2 separate regions of the Homo sapiens genome follow, and region 2 is linked to region 1. The links are chromatin loops, found by intact Hi-C in ENCODE. Cell type or tissue: chondrocyte. All regions are shown on one strand. Each heading gives the region's core, and the rest is flanking DNA. Links, peaks and the distances in the headings are about the cores only.

Region 1 (2,914 bases), core at 270-2,769:
ATTGATGACATTTTCTGTGGTGTCATTCCTGGCAGGCCACCAAGTGATTTTACTCAGCTCCATCATATTTGGGGGCTATGGTTCCATGTTAGATAAAATCACCTGTCCTTCCACTCCTCTGAATACAGTCGAATGGATATTATCTACTGATGTCAACTACAATCTTATAATAAAAGAAATAGTGAGCTATTTTCCACTTTTATTTAATATGGAATATGAGAAAATGATCATAAATTACAGCAAGAGTGATTTAGGTTCAGAATGGCAAAAAGAATATTTTCTTGCTGTTTATGCATGGAAACCGATTACTCGGGAAATAGAACTATCTCTTTCCCAGCGATAACAAGAAATTGTTTCCTGCTTATTTTCAGTTGTTTAGAAGAGGGCACTTGGAGGTGGACTGGGCTGCTGAAGGGGGTCATTTTGAGAGACCTGTTGAAATCCTCAAGCTGTATTATATAAATACAAGATGTGCTATTGAGATGTGCTATTAAGCTAGACACCTACCAGTGCTTCAATCCTATGCATCCTCAAGTAGCCTTCAACAGTTAATACAAGTTTTAAAATACCTTTAGTTCTGAAAATTGTTGAAAACGTTGAGAGTGAAAACATTGAAAAATCTCAAGTATTTCAGGTAATAAAGAAATCATTACTGGATTTTTCTGTTTTCAATTGCTATTTCATTTATTTTCCTCACTCAAAACATTCTTTGCCCAGGCTGATGCAACTTAGTTTGCTTTATTCACCCAAAATATAGGACTTGATGTTTCCTTCCTTATACAACTTCCTACTCAAATCCCCTATCTTCCTTAAAGGCCGTGAAGGTGTTCTCTGCTTCCTTATCCTTTCAACCAGTCCCAGAAAGTTGTTTCCCTTTTCGTTAAGAGGCATAAAAATGTCAGTGCCACTGAATATACAATATCTTTATTCTCATCATCTAGGAGACAGGATGTGGTTAGGGTGTTAAATGTCAGGCATGTCAGATTTCACTTCCTGCTTCATAATCAATCCAATATGGGTCTACCAGGTCCCTGTTATATCCAAGCTTTTCCAAGATCTTGCTTCTAATCTGACCTGGACTGCTCTTACTTCAATTACCCAGGGACAAAGTTAACAATACCTGGCAATAACCCTCCCCTTCATCTACCTCCTGGCCCTTCTTCCATCTCCAGGGTTATAAAAATGAAGGAAATGTGTTACGACTGATTCACATGGCTTGGGAGTTGCTTGCTGGATGATTTCATAGTCTGGCTATTAGCTGTGAAGAAATATAATACCATCTTTACATATCTGGTTTTAGTTGGGAGGGAAAGGCTCAAATTAAAGCCTCAAGAGAGGCAGAGGGAATGGAGTGAAAGAGCATTAGAATTCTGGGGACTCAGTCTGATGATTTAGTAGGATGATTAGATGGAGTATTTATCCTGCTAATGTTGGTGTTTGATGCTCCAGTTTTTTTACTTGTGGTTTGTGTGCCAGGGTGGGAAGTGACTCTGGGGAATACCATGCTGGCTTAGGTGGAAGGAAATACTGGGGAGAGAATGCACAGCTTTTTGGCTGGTTGATTTCCCCTGGTGGAGGGGTTAATGATGAGGTTGGCAGCCAAAAAGCCAGAGCTCTTGGGTTCAACTTTAGATCCCATTACCGCATTGATGGGTGGTCTTGAGACAAAATCCTGTAATGGTTAAGAGGTTGGGCTCTGGGATCAGGCTGATGAACGCTCAAGCTCTGTGGCCTTGTGAAAATAAGCCCCATGTCTTTGTGTCTCAGTTTTCTTAAGTAAAAAAAGCAGATAATAATTGTGTTTAAATGAGATAAGGTATGAATTGTGCTAAGCGTAGTGCCTGAAACATGAAGACAGCTCAAAATGAGAAGGAGGAGGACAATGGAAATAAAACAGAATATCTGGATTTCTTTTTCTTTTTGATTCAGCAAATTTTTATTGAATGCCTATTATGAATCAATAAGTGCACATGATATTTTGAATGAAAAAAGGGCACCTTGAACACAGCTCTCACCCTGGAGACTTACCATCTCACTGAAAAAAAAAAATTAAATATCAGGCTACTTAAGTAAATGTGATGAGAGTTTAAGAATTCAGGAAAGAGGGTAACTATACATTGGAGTAAAGAATGTCATGAAAATATTTAAAATATTTAGGGTAAATTAGAAAATATTTTGTGGTTTCCATGAAACTATTGGAAACAGCAGTTATAGAGAAGAGAACTAACCTTGAATTAGAGGGTATGGATTTAAATTCAGTGGCTCTGTCACCTTTTTGTGTTGTCCTGGGGACTCTTTCACCTCTCTTTATTTGAGTTTCCACATCTGTAAAATTAATATAAGAGATGATGCATGGATTTCATGAGCATAGAGCAGGATCACATACATGTGCTTTGCACTAGGGAATATTCAAGAAGTAAATATGAAACAAACGCTTACTTCCTCTGTCTCTCTTCCTTTCTCTTTCTTTTTGTCAGAGCGACAGTGGCTCTCATTTGATTCCCTCAGTTCCTATGCTATTTGTGTGGAAATAAGCAGATTCACAGTTAAAAAACCATTCATATGTGTGCCAGGATGATTCACTGGACATGTCCTATTTCTCTTGCATCTTTCCACAGCCTCTTGAGTGCTCCCTGACCAGAGTTGCTGCCACATAAGGTGCAGGTGGATGGAGCCAGGGCTTGCTGCTTGAATGTCTGCCATCTGCTCTTGTCTCTGCAAGAGCTTCACTGGGTGAGGCTAGTTTACTCACCCTACAGTCTAGAAAGAGTTTACAATGCTAATTCCTGCTTCAGGGAAGCTATAGGAAGATGACTTAGCACCAGAAGTTGAAGATTCTTCCAGAGGAAAAGCCCTGTCTCAGTTTTACATAAGACTTTTTACTGTGTTATCCTTCACTCTCCTGGGTGACTTT
Region 2 (2,914 bases), core at 236-2,735, 670 kb after region 1:
TCCCCTTTTCCCGTGTGTGTGTGTGTGTGTGTGTGTGTGTGTGTGTGTGTGTAAAATCTGTAATATTTATTTACTTATAGCTTGAATAAGTTCCCCTGGGAGTCTCAGGCTGCCTGCCTCTGATAGATGTGACATTGTGAAGTTGCTGAAATCCACCTAATTAGCTGTCAAAGAGTGCATTATACAAAGACAGCGAGGGCTCTGCATTCAGTCTAAGCTCTAAGGACTGGCACGATCTCTGGTGGACTTGAAGGGCAACGGAGACTTACTGCAAATTTTGGGAGCTGAATTACATTCATCCCGTCTACTCATGTTTCTGGGGCCTCATTTGCTTTCCTGGGACAAGCAAGGGCAAGGCGCTGGGCAGGTCAGTGCTGTGAGAAAGCAAGGTGCTCCAGCAGCATGGAGTCACCGGCTGAAATGGACAAGAGCTATGCAGGGCAAGGAAAAAGGGAGGAGAGGGAGTCAGGGCCATGGGAGACAAGGGACATGGAAAACCCACCCAAGGCTGCTGAGAAACAGGACTAAGTTAGTAAGCCCATCCTGCAGGTGCTACTACTTCTTCTCTGTTTCTTGGCTTACTTTTTTTTAAAACTCATTACGTGCATCGTTTAAGTTCTTTAAAATAATGATTGCAGAAGTGTCACTTCATCCTTGTATAAAATTTAAAACGTATAGAAAATTTCAAAATAAGAATGTAAAAGCACGCATAGTCTCACAATACAGAAAGCAGCCGATTCATATTTTGGTGCCCTTCCTTCCGGTCTTTATAATGCAAATATATAGACATATATGTATTATTTTATCTAGCCAGAATCATATTGCTTTGTAACCTCCTTTTATTCTCTTTATATTAAATTACGGCCATGTTCCTGTATCATTAAATATTACACTATATCACTACTTCTGATGGAAGTACAGCAAACCACTAAACACGGAAGTCAAGTCCTGGGCTCTGGAATAGTATATATTATTTTAGTTATGCCCAGCTTCTGGACCTGGGATGGCATTTTGTAACAGACGCAGCCTTATCTCTTTTGTATTTTCATAAAATCTTCAGTATAGGCTCTAAAAAGGAGCCCACGTGAAATGCTGAAAAGACGATGTTTAAAAAGTCACAAAGTCCCCCTAGAGTCATAAAACCAGAAACACTGGGGGGTGGGGAGGCCAAGCCGGGCCTTCGCTCACCTCCTTGTGCCTCTTAATGCAGCCCAGATGGAAGCCCGTCCAAGACCGGATTGCAGGCAAGCCCAGGGCCCGATCTGATAGCACAAAGACACCCACAACTCTGAATTTCCTGCTACCAGGAGGCCTCTTTTTGCATAGGCTGTCTGATTTACACATACGTGGAAAGCAGCCACTAATAATAGAAGGGTTGCCTCTTTTCTTCCGTTGTCAGACTCCGCGGGCCCTGCTCAGTGACTCCCGCGTCTCCAAGCAGCTGCCTGCCTCTCTTTCTGCCCCTCACAGCAACAGGGTCAGCCGGGCTCCTTGTAAGAAAGAGGCCAGGCCCTCTGCGCCTTCTCTGTGTGTGGCGGAGGTGGGGAAGGTGCTTTCTGAGGGCTCTTTGTCTGGCGAGCAAGCCGGACCTCTGTGCAACAGAAGCCGCCTCTGGCCACCCCCGGCCCTTCCCCCTCCACCCAGTCAAGTTCTGCACAGCCAGTGTTTTCTCCTCCAGCCCCAGCTAACCTGAGCTCTCTCAACTAATCCAGAGAAGCTTCTGGAGAATCTGTCCTTGCCAACTAGGGGCTGGCAAGTTCGTGAGAGAGAATTAATTCTCTGTGAGCCCCTTAAGACTAGTAACTATGTGGAGCTCACCCCTGTAGGATGCACCACAGACAGCTGGAATGGTCAAGCCCTTCAGGGATGCCTTCTTCTGCTGCCTTGATTCACATGGTGCCATCCACTCAATCATTCATTCATTCCGCCAGCCTGTACTTGGCACCTCCTATTCTCAGCACGGTGTAGAATATAGGGATGGAAGAATGGAGGCGAAGACAGACGAGGTCCCTGCTGTCACAGAAGAAACAAAGAATAAAAAGAGAAGAAACTAGAATTGAAGAGTCTGTGGTGGGGATTGCAGGGGAGATGCCTGTCAAGTTATAAAAGGCCCTAATACATTTTTGCTTTATGTTTGAAATTGTGACCCTGTCCTTAGCCTATTCCCAACCAGCCTCAAGCATGGTTCAGTCTCACAGTCCAGCTGCTGAGCTGTAGAGAGACCATCTCTTTATACAAGATCAATTATGGGTGCAAGAGCATGCCTGGCTCAAGCACACAGACCCACAGACCCTTGTGGTCAGGGAGTTCCTACATGAACCCAAACCTTTGGGGGCTGGGATGTTTACTCTTGGCACTCTGGGATTTCCTGTTTCTAAGAAAATGGGCCTAGATGCTCAGCTACATTAACCAAACAACATGTTGACACAAATGAATCTGAAGCTTGCCCGCTCCAGGCTCTCTAGAAGGTCAGGTTTGGGAATGAAGGCATTTGGGTGACTTTCCAAACTCTGAATCCCAAGCCCAGTGACTCAGGCCAGGTATTAATTTGAGGGATCTGCTTCCCTCCTCTTCCTGCCTAAGAAGGCCCCACTAAGTGGCTAGAGTCAGAGGCTCCCTGGTCATCTTGAGTAGTGGGAATGCTTCTCCTGTCTGTCTGCAGCTGGTCTTAGAGGGAGGCAGCCCAGGTAGTATGGTAGGATGCTCCAAAAGACCCACCCCGCAGAAACCTCCATCACGTTTCTGTCTGCCTGAAATCCTTGCCATGGGTTCACTCCTTTGAACGTCCAGGAGGTTCATGTAAAAATGTAAAAGTTACCCCCTGACGTGACTTAACCATATGACATTTGACACACGACTATATGACATTTACTATATGGCTGAGCCTAGCAAGGTCCTGGGAATATGGAAAACC

Evidence for each region. Peaks named below come from ENCODE experiments on the same cell type or tissue, not always from the same donor. Only the 100,000 strongest peaks of a DNase experiment are listed, where the experiment ranks them.
Region 2: it touches region 1 in a loop (2.7-fold over the local background); 2 of 110 quality-filtered maps call a loop at or near these places.

Annotation. Positions count from the first base shown.
Region 1 is chr11:128,052,068-128,054,981 of GRCh38, forward strand. LOC107984374 (a long non-coding RNA gene) reads right to left here and starts at 2,668. Exons shown (of 2, transcript XR_001748082.2): 1 at 2,229-2,668. In chondrocyte, for the core only: CTCF peaks have their summits at 1,582 and 1,809; no DNase peak of the experiment used is centred there.
Region 2 is chr11:128,719,345-128,722,258 of GRCh38, forward strand. All of the region lies in intron 1 of FLI1 (Fli-1 proto-oncogene, ETS transcription factor), which reads left to right. Among named protein-coding and RNA genes, the nearest start is that of SENCR, 25 kb to the left of the region's middle. In chondrocyte, for the core only: no CTCF peak of the experiment used is centred there; a DNase peak (open chromatin) is centred at 1,523.